2 separate regions of the Homo sapiens genome follow, and region 1 is linked to region 2. The links are chromatin contacts, found by Hi-C or POLR2A ChIA-PET in ENCODE. All regions are on one chromosome and are shown on one strand. The core of a region is the stretch at or near the end of the contact, and the rest is flanking DNA. Distances in the headings are between cores, read along the strand shown. Region 1 holds the start of SNURF (SNRPN upstream open reading frame). Region 2 overlaps SNHG14 (small nucleolar RNA host gene 14).

What was found. A loop is a pair of places that touch in the nucleus more often than their neighbours do. ChIA-PET counts read pairs that join two places held with the same protein, here RNA polymerase II (POLR2A). Pooled maps may share reads with other maps.
Region 1: a map of endothelial cell of umbilical vein shows a loop between it and region 2 (6-fold over the local background). The contact joins the promoter of SNURF here to the enhancer-like site in region 2. A Hi-C loop is called at or near these places in 1 of 168 maps with a recorded cell type or tissue (endothelial cell of umbilical vein) and 5 of 50 pooled maps. POLR2A ChIA-PET finds 5 or more read pairs at or near these places in 4 of 52 experiments (H1, MCF 10A, PC-3 and 1 more).

What each region holds. Positions count from the first base shown.
Region 1 is chr15:24,951,339-24,957,755 of GRCh38, reverse strand. SNURF (SNRPN upstream open reading frame) reads right to left here and starts at 2,769. Exons shown (of 3, transcript NM_001394334.1): 1 at 2,694-2,769. The coding sequence starts at 2,707. It overlaps SNRPN (small nuclear ribonucleoprotein polypeptide N), which reads right to left and starts at 2,769. Exons shown (of 10, transcript NM_003097.6): 1 at 2,694-2,769. All of the region lies in intron 4 of SNHG14 (small nucleolar RNA host gene 14), which reads right to left. RefSeq lists enhancers at 919-968, 657-1,222, 1,239-1,398, 1,223-1,788, 1,789-2,354 and 1 more.
Region 2 is chr15:24,875,022-24,880,572 of GRCh38, reverse strand. All of the region lies in intron 2 of SNHG14 (small nucleolar RNA host gene 14), which reads right to left. It also overlaps a transcript of SNRPN not described here. Among named protein-coding and RNA genes, the nearest start is that of SNHG14, 54 kb to the right of the region's middle. Within about 2 kb of position 2,217, at least 5 of the 41 ENCODE cell types and tissues checked have a DNase peak (open chromatin) inside an H3K27ac peak, as active enhancers do.

The DNA.
Region 1 (6,417 bases), core at 1,520-4,019, 77 kb before region 2:
ATGCAAGCAGAAAAAAAAGGGTAAATTATAAATATCATATAAAATCCCAGACTCCTGCTATTTTTAAAACTACCCAAAAATAGATTATTCCAGAACAAGGCTTTTCGGGCTTCGTAGATTTAACTTTTCTGTTAATTACAACTCAGTGCAACCAGACATACCAGTTATGATAGAGGGAAAATGTAAATACAGAAAAGGCAAGCACTGAAAATCCTGCAAAGGAAGACAAAATCCTTAGAATAAAATGATTTTTTAAAAAAGTACTGGAATATAAAAATGCAGTTATTCATTAACCTTTCTCACCAAATTTTTGTAGTAGCTCCAACTTCAAAAATGATCATTAATTTAAAAATCCAAAAAAAGACAGTAACTGATCCAAAGCACAACCCCACCCCAATAAGATTGTCTCCACTTTTCTCTTTTATTCTCTTTGAGCACAAAACTTGCAGCTTTCAACTCCCAGAAGATGAAGAGGTCCAGTGTTTGAAACACCTTTCAACCTTAGTCGGGAAGAGCCATCACGATGTCCTCTCCCCCAACCCATTTAAGGAAAGTATGCAGTGCATCAGAATGGACTATCCAGAGATTAAGAAGGATAACTGAATCTTAAATGGTGACATTTATTAAATGTGTCGAATGGAAATCAAAGACTACAGGGAGTTAAAAAAAAGGGGTTAACAAGTCCAGTTTGAAAATAGAGAATTAGCGCACAATACAACCAAGAGAGGAACTACAAAAATGAAAAGGTACGATTTTCCAGGGAGTCAGAAAACCAATTTAAAATCTCTATCATTAATGGAGGCTTGCTGAAACAGCACAGCAGGTCTTGGGGTGGCTGCACCTTTGATGGCCTCCAGGCCGCCACCACTCTAGTTTACTGCAGAGCTGAAAAGCAGTAGCCCAGTGCAGCTGCCATCCCACACAGGCGGAGGTGGTACAAATGCCTGGCCTCTAGCCACATTCCCCTCCAGTCCTCTACTGCTGCACCGTGGGTAAGGGGTGGCTGCCAAGCTTGCTAGGCGGAGCCTGCGCCAACCCATCTCCCTCCTCCCCCCTCTACTGCGCCACAACCGGAAAGGAACAGCTGCTGTATCAGCCAGGTGAAGGGGAGGGCTGCCATTCCTTCCAGGCAAAAGCTGCGTAAGCCCTCGCTCCCCTGCCCCACGTCTCGCCCCACTGCAAGCGGAGGCGACTGTCACCTCTGCTGCGTCTGCGCAACCTGCATCCTTTCCCAAGCAGCACTTTGGGGAGGGGGCAGCCGCCCACCTTGGCCGGCTTCCTCTCCTTACCACTGCACCCTAAAGAGGGTACGGCTGAAACTCCGAAACAGCAGAAGCTGAACACACACCACCTGCCCCCTCCCCACTGGCGGCTCTACAGGGAGGAAGCGGCCACCCCCCCGCTGAAGCGCTTGCGCAGATCTAAGCCGCTGCAGCGGCGGCCATCTTGAAGGAGCTGCACAATGGCAGTGACGCAACACAGACCCCCAGGTTATTTCGACATAGCCTTCCAAGACCTGGTTCCCAACAGAGAGAAACAATGAAAAAAAAGTAACCCCCAGGCATCACCTGGCCTATCAGTCAAAAGATCTGTAAATGCAAGTTCTGCACATCATTCCAGTCTTCTTATGCCATAGCCTCTAAAGCGAGGGTTCCTAAAGGGTACGCAAGGATTCCACGCATTTCTGCAGCCCCTGCGGCAGTGTAGGCATTGCGCAGTTTTAATAAAAAAGCACCACCACCACAGTAGGCAAACCAGATGACCATCGCAGGTCACAGGAAAATTAAAGGCTGCGGACTGTGCTACTGCCCCTTCTGATGCCCCCTCCTCTACACAGCAATCATTCAGCGTCCCTTAGTCACTCCGGACAGCGACAGGCCCCGCGGCCGCCATGCCCACCGCCTCCATGCCATGCCCACCGCCGCCATGCCTACCGCCGCCAAAGTCCACCACCGCCATGCCTACCCGCTGCCAATGCCCACCGCCGCCAATACCCACTGTCGCCGCCTTCCCCCTACCTCCCAGCCACTTCCTACGGACTCTCCCCGCGCCGCGACCACCAACACAACCCCCACCACTGTCACACCGACTCATCCCCCTGGTCCACTGCCATAGCCTCCTCGCCTCGGTCACTGCGACGAATTCCCCCCCCAGTCGCCCCACGTACCCTGCTCCACCACGCAGTGGTCACTATTATACACCTACCTGCGCTCAACACCCCCTAAATACCGATCACTTCACGTACCTTCGCCCCGCCACAATCACTCCAATATACCTACCTCCGCCTAAAATCCCTATGCACTGGTCCCCCCACGTACCCTCGCCACACGGAACTGCAATCACCCTGATGTACCCACCTCCACCCATGTCCCTTGCCCACTGCGGTTACCCCGCATGCTCCCAGTCACCACCGCCCTTCCCACCGCAGACACCCGCAATAGGACCTGTCGCGACACCACAGTTGGGGGCGGATGGGGGACGCGCCCCAATGCGAGCGGACAGGATACCATCGGGGCAGAACGGCACAACAGCAAGCCTCTGAACATTCCGGATCTGGTTCTCCAGAACAAAGGACTTTAGGGCCCAAATTCCGTTTATTCAGTACTCCAAGTCCTAAAAACTTGGAATATCTGATGAATAAAAGTGGCCGCTCCCCAGGCTGTCTCTTGAGAGAAGCCACCGGCACAGCTGACCTTGCCCGCTCCATCGCGTCACTGACCGCTCCTCAGACAGATGCGTCAGGCATCTCCGGCGGCCGCTCCACTCTGCGCCAGACTCGCTGCAGCAGCGGCAGGCTTCGCACACATCCCCGCCTGAGCATGCGCGCCAGCCTGCCTCTGCGGCCGCGCAGGCGTGCTTGTTTGCCGCAGTGCAGGGGTCCCAGCTCCCTCCCTCACCGGAATGACCTGGGGGGAGGGGGCTACTGGACCCCTAGGGCCCCACAGCACTGTTGCAATGAGAGGGGGCCTCTAGAAACCATAAGCAACCTGGGATCAATGGACATGTCTACCTGTTTTTTAAAATGTGTAAAATACTAAAGAAATAATTCTTGGTTCTACAATAAATTTTTGCACACACCACTGGCCAAACAATCCTAATTTACACTCACCCTCAGGTCTTCCTATGTGCGGTACAAAAAAGCTGGTTTGGAAAAGTTAAATGCGCCATAACCACAATCAATGCAAATACGCCAGACTTGAAATCCTTCCAAAAGAAAATATCCCTAACTCTAAAAGCATGCTACATTGTTCAAATTTGGTGCGATTTTTCTACCCTTTTTCTACTTTCTACATTTTGAGGGGGTAAATTGTGAAAATTATCTCCCCCAAAATCACAATATAATTAAACTCTCCTATACGGAATGGATAGATCATTCAACTCAAAAACACTGGCTATTCAATTTTTGTAAAACAAAAATATGAACTTAGACCCCCACCTAAGATCTAAGTAGGAGAGCCTTTCTTTGCCTATTAGAATTGGATACATTAAAATTTTTACCAATAATCAATGATAGCTGGAGTGGGGAGAAACAGGCACTTTTATATAATACTAATGGACAAGTAAACATTATTTACGACATAATATTCTATCTGCAGAAATAACGGAAGCATCAGTAACTCCAAAATTTAGACGCTGATGTAGCTTGGGAAAAGACACTGCAGAAAAGAAGAAAATAATCCTGAAACTGCATCTGCATAGTTTTTACACACATTTGCCCTTTCTCAATTGCCCATTATCGAAGAAGGGAGGGTGATGTGAGTGGAGGTTGACTAAATGGTTAAATCCCCTCCCAAGCCCTGTAAGCTACTGCTCAGTTCCCAATGATCCTACATTAAAACAGGTGCGCAGAGGCTTATCAATGCTGACTTCTATCGTAACAAAATCTCAGAAACTGTGTAATGTTCCTCACAGAGAACAGATAGGCTAACTAAATAAACGTATATATAAATAATAACATGCAATATGGCTGATGGAAAAAATGATGTATTAGGCTGAATCATATAAAATTGTCAATATTGAATTGTTTTGACCTACAAAAACATTGCAATTTCTAATAGTTCATTGATACATATTCACATAAAATAACATGGGAAGTTGACTCTGATCACGGGAGTCAATCGAAAAATAAAATGTAGGCTGGGCACAGTGGCTTACGCCTGTATTCCCAGCACTTTGGGAGGCCGAGGTGGGCAGATCACGAGGTCAGGAGATCGAGACCATCCTGGCCAACATGGTGAAACCCATCTCTACAAAAAACAGAAAAATTAGCTGGGCGTGATGGCACATGCCTGTAATCTTAGCTACTCGGGAGGCTGAGGCAGGAGAATTGCTTGAACGTGGGAGGCGGAGGTTGCAGTGAGCTGAGATCACACCACTGCACTCCAGCCTGGTGACAGGGCAAGACTCCATCTCAAAAAAATAAATAAAATAAAAGCATACTGTATGTTCAGTTTTACACTGAAAAAATTATGAAAGAATACACACCATTATAGTCCAGTGATGAAAACCATGCCTTTGGACTCAGGCTCTTTTGATTCAAATTCTAGCTTTGACTCTTGACCACAATGTTACTTTGAGCAAGTTATCTAACCCTCTGTGCATTAAATTCCTAATCTGTAACAAAAGAAGGGATTCTGTTTACTTTATACAATGGCTTAACAATTAAATGAGCTAAAATACTATTTAGAACAGGTCCTAGTATAAGCTGGGTAAAAATGTTGGCTCTTAGAACTTCACCAAATGTTAGAGTACTACTTCTTCTAGGAGCAGGAATTGGGTGTTCATTTTTTATTCTCATTGTTTTAACTAATTTCTATATCTTATATTTCTTTTTTTTCCTAATATCCTTTTTCCATTGTGGACACCAAACTTACATGCCACAAACATTATAATCATGTTTCTTTAGGTTTCTCTTGGCTGTCACAATTTGAGATTGTTTTGTATTTTTAATTTTTACAGTGCTTGGTACTTTTTGCAGTGATTATGAATTACTTTTACAATTAAAGTATTATTAAAATTAAATAAAATTATATTCAATTCTCAACTCGCACTTATCTAGTTTCTTGGACCTATCTTCCATTGTTTCTGGTGTGTTCTCTTTTCAAACTCTGACTGCCTTTCCTCATAATTTCCTGTTTGTTCTACTCCATTAGGAAATTCGCTTTGGAGTCTGAGAGGTCACAATGGGTGTCCTGGGCTTTACAGAAAATCTAAAGAGAACTGCCATTAGGCTCACTTATATTTTATGTTAGTTAATAATAGGTCTGATTCAACATATCCTACAACTGGGGAGTGAAGATACAGAGAAGGAGACATTGCCACTAAACTCCACTATGACATGCTAGTAGACCCTGATAGGTCTCCCAACAATTCAATTTTCCCAAAGTCTACATTTATCCCCAAGCCAAACACTTAAGGTTATGTACTTAAAGGACACTAAAACTGCAATAAAACTATTCTGTACAGAATAGACAAAGGAGACTAGAAAAACTAATCAGAACCCTTGCATCATACCATGTACAAAAATTAACTCAAAATAGATCAATAAAATATAAGTCACTTGTTATAGAACATATATATACATGTTATATATGTATACAGGTACACATATATACCTATGTATAAATGTGATATATAACATTTGTGTATGTGTATATTTTACACATATATTCCATGTATACTTATGTATACATGTATAAATATATGTGTGTATATATATAAATCCGTGTAACCTTGAATTAGGCAACAGTTTCTTAGATATGACACCTAAAACAAAAGCAACCAAAAATAATAAATAAACTGAACTTCATCACAGTTACATAAAAGTTTTCGATTCAAGGGACATTAAGAAAGTGAAAAGACAGCCAAGAGAATGGGAGAAAATATTTGCTAAACATAAAGCTACTAGGAGTGTAGTATCCAGAATGTATAAAGAAGTGTTAGTACTTGGCTGGGCGCAGTGACTCATAAGTGTAATCCCAGCACTTTGGGAGACTGAGGCAGGCAGATCACTTGAGGCCAGCAGTTCGAGACTATTCTGGCCAACGTGGTGAAACCCCGTCTTTATTAGAAGTATGAAAATTAGCTGGGCATGGTGGCACATGTCTGTAGTCCCAGCTACTCGGGAGGCTGAGGCAGGAGAATCCCTTGAACCCAGGAGGCAGAGATTGCAGTAAGCCCAGATCACGCCACTGCACTCTAGCCTGGGTAATAGAGTGAGACTGTCTCAAAAAAAAAAAAAAGTGTTACTATTCAACAATAAAAGGACAAAAACATTTTTTTTTAATGGGCAAAGGATTAAAATAGTTCTTAAATACCAATGGCCAATAAGCACATGAAAAGACACAATCGTTAAGTCATTAGAGAAGTACAAATGAAAACCACAATGAGATGCCACTTGGGGCTAGAATTAAAAAG
Region 2 (5,551 bases), core at 968-3,467:
TATAGCTATAAAACTTGGATAAAATGTATGGAACAGCTGTTTGAGGACTAAGTAGTAACAGAAATGAAGGAATAACACTGGACTGTGAAGTACTACTAAATTGGTGATGAATTTTAATTTTTACCACTCACTTATCCCCAGGCCTGAATTTAAGACAGGCAGAAACCCAGAAGTGAGGCTGTGGTGCAGACTGCGGGCTCCAGGAAAAGTTCGAGGATTGAAAACGGAACTCAAGAGTGAAGAATCCCCCTTTCCTCCCATCCCTCCACCACCACCCCCCTCTTTTAGAGGCAAGGTCTCACTCTGTCGCCCTTTTCTCCAATCTCTTCTACTCCACCTCTCAGACCATCATGTTGTCATGACAGTGGCTGCTCAGGGAGTTCACAAGAACAAAAACGAAAAGTGGGAAAACCTTTCTCTGCCAGGAGTCGTCATAGGTCCAAGACAGTGGGTCCAACTTCACCATTTTCCTTTTTTTCTCTTTCCTCTGACCGCCTACCCCAGAAGTAGAAAAATATTGGCCAGAGGAGACATAAGGAAACGAAAATTACTGTGAAGTTATGGAAGGAAAGATGCTTGGGAAATGGACCTCTTGGAGTTGCTGATTAACTCAACAGGTTCACCCACTCCTCTCCAACAGCCCAAGTGTGAATCTCATCCAAATTAGCATACCAAAGACTGAATTGCCCCAACACCAGACAGAACAGTGGGTGATAGGAAGGCTAGAGAGTATATAATTTTGGTTTTATGGGTCATTCTGTCTCTTGCAACTACTGCCATTGTAGCATTAAGGCAGCTATCGGCAATACAAAAATGAACAGCATAGCTGTGTTCCAATAAATATTTATTTAAAAAAGAAAGCAAACATGCTGGGCAGAATTTGACCCTCAGGCCATATGCAAACAAAAAAATATGTGATGTTGTTCATTCCAGCACAAGGGTGACAGACATGGTCTCTGCAGAAAGAAGACTGGTTTTGTATTCACACTTCGCCACTAATTGCTGCTTTGAAAAGGCAAATGCATTTTACATTTATTTTCTCATCTAAACAATGTTTCATTTCATAGAAAACATCACACATATATTTTCTGAGCTTCAATTAAATGTATAATTTCTTTCTTTCTTTTTTTTTTGTAGAGACAGAATCGCACTCTGTCCTCCAGGCTAGAGTGCAGTGGCGGGATCTCGGCTCACTGCAACCACCGCCTCCCAGGTTCAAGCAATTCTCCTGCCTCAGCCTCCCGAGTAGCTAGGACTACAGGCGAACACCACCACCCCCGGGTAATTTCTTTTGTATTTTAGTAGAGACGAGGTTTCACCGTGTTGCCCAGGCTGGTCTCGAACCCCCGAGCTCAGGCAATCTGCCTGCCTCGGCCGCCCAAAGTGCTAGGATTACAGGCGTGAGCCACCGCACCCGGCCTAAATGCATAATTTCAAAAGAATACGTGGCGGAAAATAATCACTTAAAAAGTACTAGCTGAAAGTAGTATTGTCCTTTTGCATTCCGGAGGACTATATTTAAAAATACTTTTTTAAATATATTTTAAAAATATATTTTTGAAAATTCAACCTTGTATAATTTTTCTTAAATTACAAATATTCTATAAGGAGATACTAAAACTCTGGGTTTCGAAAGTGTGACCCTGAAGCCTCTACAAGTCCTCTCATATTAAAGGTATATTAGTGGAAAAGATAAACAATAAAGAATATATAAAGAATCTTAAGGACAATACAGAAATGATTAAAGTAGTATCTCATTTCTTAAAAATGACAAGTTCAGTATTTTTGAAAAGGATTTCGTTTTTTTCAAAGAACGCAAAAAAGATAAAATTGTTAATATTGAGAGGGAAGGATATACAATTACTGGTCAATGTTTATGTAACAAGAGGAGGGGCTGTTACAGAAATACAATACAATTTTTCATGGGAAAACAACAAGCAAACTCAAGGCTAATGCACACATAAAGTGCAAGACCAGAACAATTATACGAAGCCTAGAAAGCAAATTTTTACGAGTAAAACGCAGGTTAACGCTTGCGAAGAAAGGGAGACTCCCGGCGGGCGCCATAAGCGGAACAGACCCTCGGGGCGCACGGAAACGGAAACCGGAAGGAGAAAAGGCGCCCCAATTCCGCCTGCGCTGTGCAGGCGCGCCGAAGATCGGCCCCTGCGGGCTGCCGTTCTCCCCAACTGTCAGGTGACCTTCCCGTAGCGCACTGCGGGTTTGTCGGCCGCTCAGAACGGTGGCACATTTCTTGCGGGCTGCGTGGCAGCGGTGGTTGCGGTAATAGCCATGTGGGTAGCAGTGAGACCCGTGGGGCTTCAGGAGCCCTAGACCCGCCACGGAAACTTGAGCGAATACGCCAGAGCTCTCTATCAGATTGGAAAGCGTTTTAAAGAATAACTTAACAAGGCTTTAACCTAAGAAGTCCCGTTCATTTTGTGAACTGTAGTGGTACTGAATATATGTATGGAAACACACACTCATTTACTCAAGGATTTAATGTGTCACAGTTAAGAGTCAACTAGTTTTACAATCAAATTTTATGTGTTTGTCCATGGTAACACAATCGTGTACATGCATGTTTGTAAGTGAAAGAATCAGCCACTAGCACTCACATCGTTCTTTAACCCGTGCACTACTTAAGAGCAGGTGACTGGAAAAGTGAGCATGGGCCAGGCTTCCCTGTATCGTTGCTGGACATTATTAGATTGCATTTTTTTTCTTTTTTAGACGGAGTTTCGCTCTGTCGCCAGGCAGTGGCCCGATCTTGGCTTACCACAACATCCTCCTCCCGGGTTCAAGCGATTCTCCTGCCCCAACCTCCCGAGTAGCTGGGATTACAGGCGCGCGCCACTGCGCCCGGCTAGTGTGTTTGTGTGTGTGTGTGTGTGTGTGTGTGTGTGTGTGTTTTGTAGAGATGTTTCACCATATTGGCCAGGCTGGTCTTGAACTCCTGACCTCAGGTGATCCGCCGGCCTTGGCCTCCCAAAGTGCTGGGATTACAGGCGTCAGCCACCGCGCCCGGCCTAGGTTGCATTTTTTAATTCCACAGCATCTATGCATTATGTTTAAGTTTTAAAACAAATTGTAAAAATCCTGCTCAAATCAGCAGTCATTCTTGGTTCCTGGACCCCACCTTTTTTTCTGTACTTATTTAGGTTGCCATTGGTTCCTGTTTCTGTTGATGCTAGATGGCACTGTCAGCACATGGTTCTTCATTCCCTAAAGCTAGTGTAGCACGTGCTTCTGAAATACAAATAAGGTGACTTTAAGGCATGAAAGCAACCTGGACTTGGAGCTGAAATGTCCTTTTCCAGGTGGAGAATTCATTATTGAACTAGCATCTTTCGTAGGGAGGTCTAACTTGAAGAGTAGATTTTATCTGAAAATACGAAAATTTTCTGTGGCCATTTTTCCTGGACCTCAGGCTGTCTCACATTTTCCCCACCCATACTTTTCCTTTGTCTGTACAGAATCTGAACCTAAACCCCATATATTTTTTTCTTCAAATGTATGAGACCCAAATTCTCATTTTACAATTTCAACAGCTGTGTTCCTAAGTGAGCACACCCTAGCTAATGTCTGGAACTACAGAAAATTATAAAATACCAACACATTGACACGGCATTAAATATCTTAAAAATCTAGCCCTGGTATATATTTCTAGCTTCCTTCAAGTGTACTGAAATTGCTGCTCTCCTTGCGATGTCTCAATTTTTTTTGCATTCTATACATTCCCATTCTCTACCTCAATACTAATCATCCTTTGTTATTTATTAGTTCTAATTTACATGGTTTTCAGCTGCTTATTCTTCATCTATTCAATCACAAACTGCCTCTTCGAGGAAACCTTCAATTACCACTTAAATTTGGGTTGTATGCTCATGCATTTTGTGGATTTCAACAGAGTAATGCACATTTCCTACTACAGCATCTTTTTTTTTTTTTTTTTTGAGATGGAGTCTCGCTCTGTGGCCCAGGCTGGAGCGCAGTGGAGCAATCTCAGCTCACTGCAACCTCTGCCTCCTGGGCTCAAGCGATTCTCCTGCCTCGGCCTCCTGAGTAGCTTGGATTACAGGCGCACGCCACCACACTCAGCTAATTTTTGTATTTTTAGCAGAGAAGACGTTTCACCATGTTGGCCAGGCTGGTCTCAAACTCCTGACCTCAGGTGATCCACCATCTCAGCTTCCCAAAGTGTTGAGATTAAAGGCATGAGCCACAGCTCCTGGACCTACAGTATCTTTAATCTGATTTTTATTGCCTATTTGTTGAACGTCTGCTTGACTTGTGCTTTAAATAAAGGAGAAATGTATTTTGGGTTGTAGATGATACTTATGTGGCCAAAGGAAAAAAAATGTACACAAGTGATAAAGACATTAGTCTGCAAGACAAATTAAAAACAAATATTAAAAGGCAAGATTTGAACCTGCATAAGTGTTAGCAAGTAGAAAGAGTGTTGAACACTCCTTATTTTTAAAATTTTTATTTTTTTTGTTTTTTTTCTTTTTTTTTTGAGACAAAGTATCACTCTGCTGCCCAAGCTGGAGTGCAGTGGCACAGTCTCGGCTCACTGCAACCTCCACTTGCCAGGTTCAAGCGATTCTCCTGCCTCAGCCTCCCGAGTAGCTAGGACTGCAGGCATGTGCCACCATGTCTGGCTAGTTTTTGTATTTTTGGTAGAGATGGGGTTTCACTATGTTGGCCAGGCTGGTCTCGAACACCTGACCTCAGGTGATCTGCCCGCCTCAGCCTCCCAAAGTGCTGGGATTACAGGCATGAACTACCGCACCCGGCCTAAAATTTTTATTTCTGTAGAGACAGTGTTTTGCTATGTTGCCTAGGCCTTTCTCAAACTCCTGGGCTCAAGCAGTCCTCACACCACAGCCACTTAAATTGCTGGGATTACAGGTGTGAGCTACCATGCCCAGTGGAAAACTCTTATACATACATATTAAAGTTCAATGGGGGGAAAATTGATTTTTCTATCAATGTTCTAGGAAATTGAATATTCTTCTGTTGCGGTGGGGGAGGGAATAAAAATCTCACCTTTGACCTCACATTACATACAAAATGATCACCAGATGGTTCATTGACCTGAACTTAAAAACGATTTAATGTAGCATTTAGATTGAAATTGAGAAAAATAATTTCATGACTATTGTGTAAAGCACAATTTCTGAAACTAGACTTAGGATGTATTTATCATAGAAAAGATATTCTAACATAGTTGATGTAAACAAAGATTCTGGAGACAGACAAAGTCAAGCTCAGGTTTTTCTACTCTTTTCCTGTAAGGCTTTAGCTCAGATTCACAACTGGAACTTGGGAGTGGTAATATTGCCTACCTCTTGAAATGTTGTGAGAATTGAATGAACTAATAATACTTAAAACCTGTAGACTAATAGCACATCTATACTAAACATGAAGTCAGCATTTTCTCATACAGTGTTTTCTAAGGAATTGAAATAGTTATTATTTGAGTCAATTGTAAAATGCATCATTATTTTATGTCACAATATAGGAATAAATTCGTAGACTATAGGAC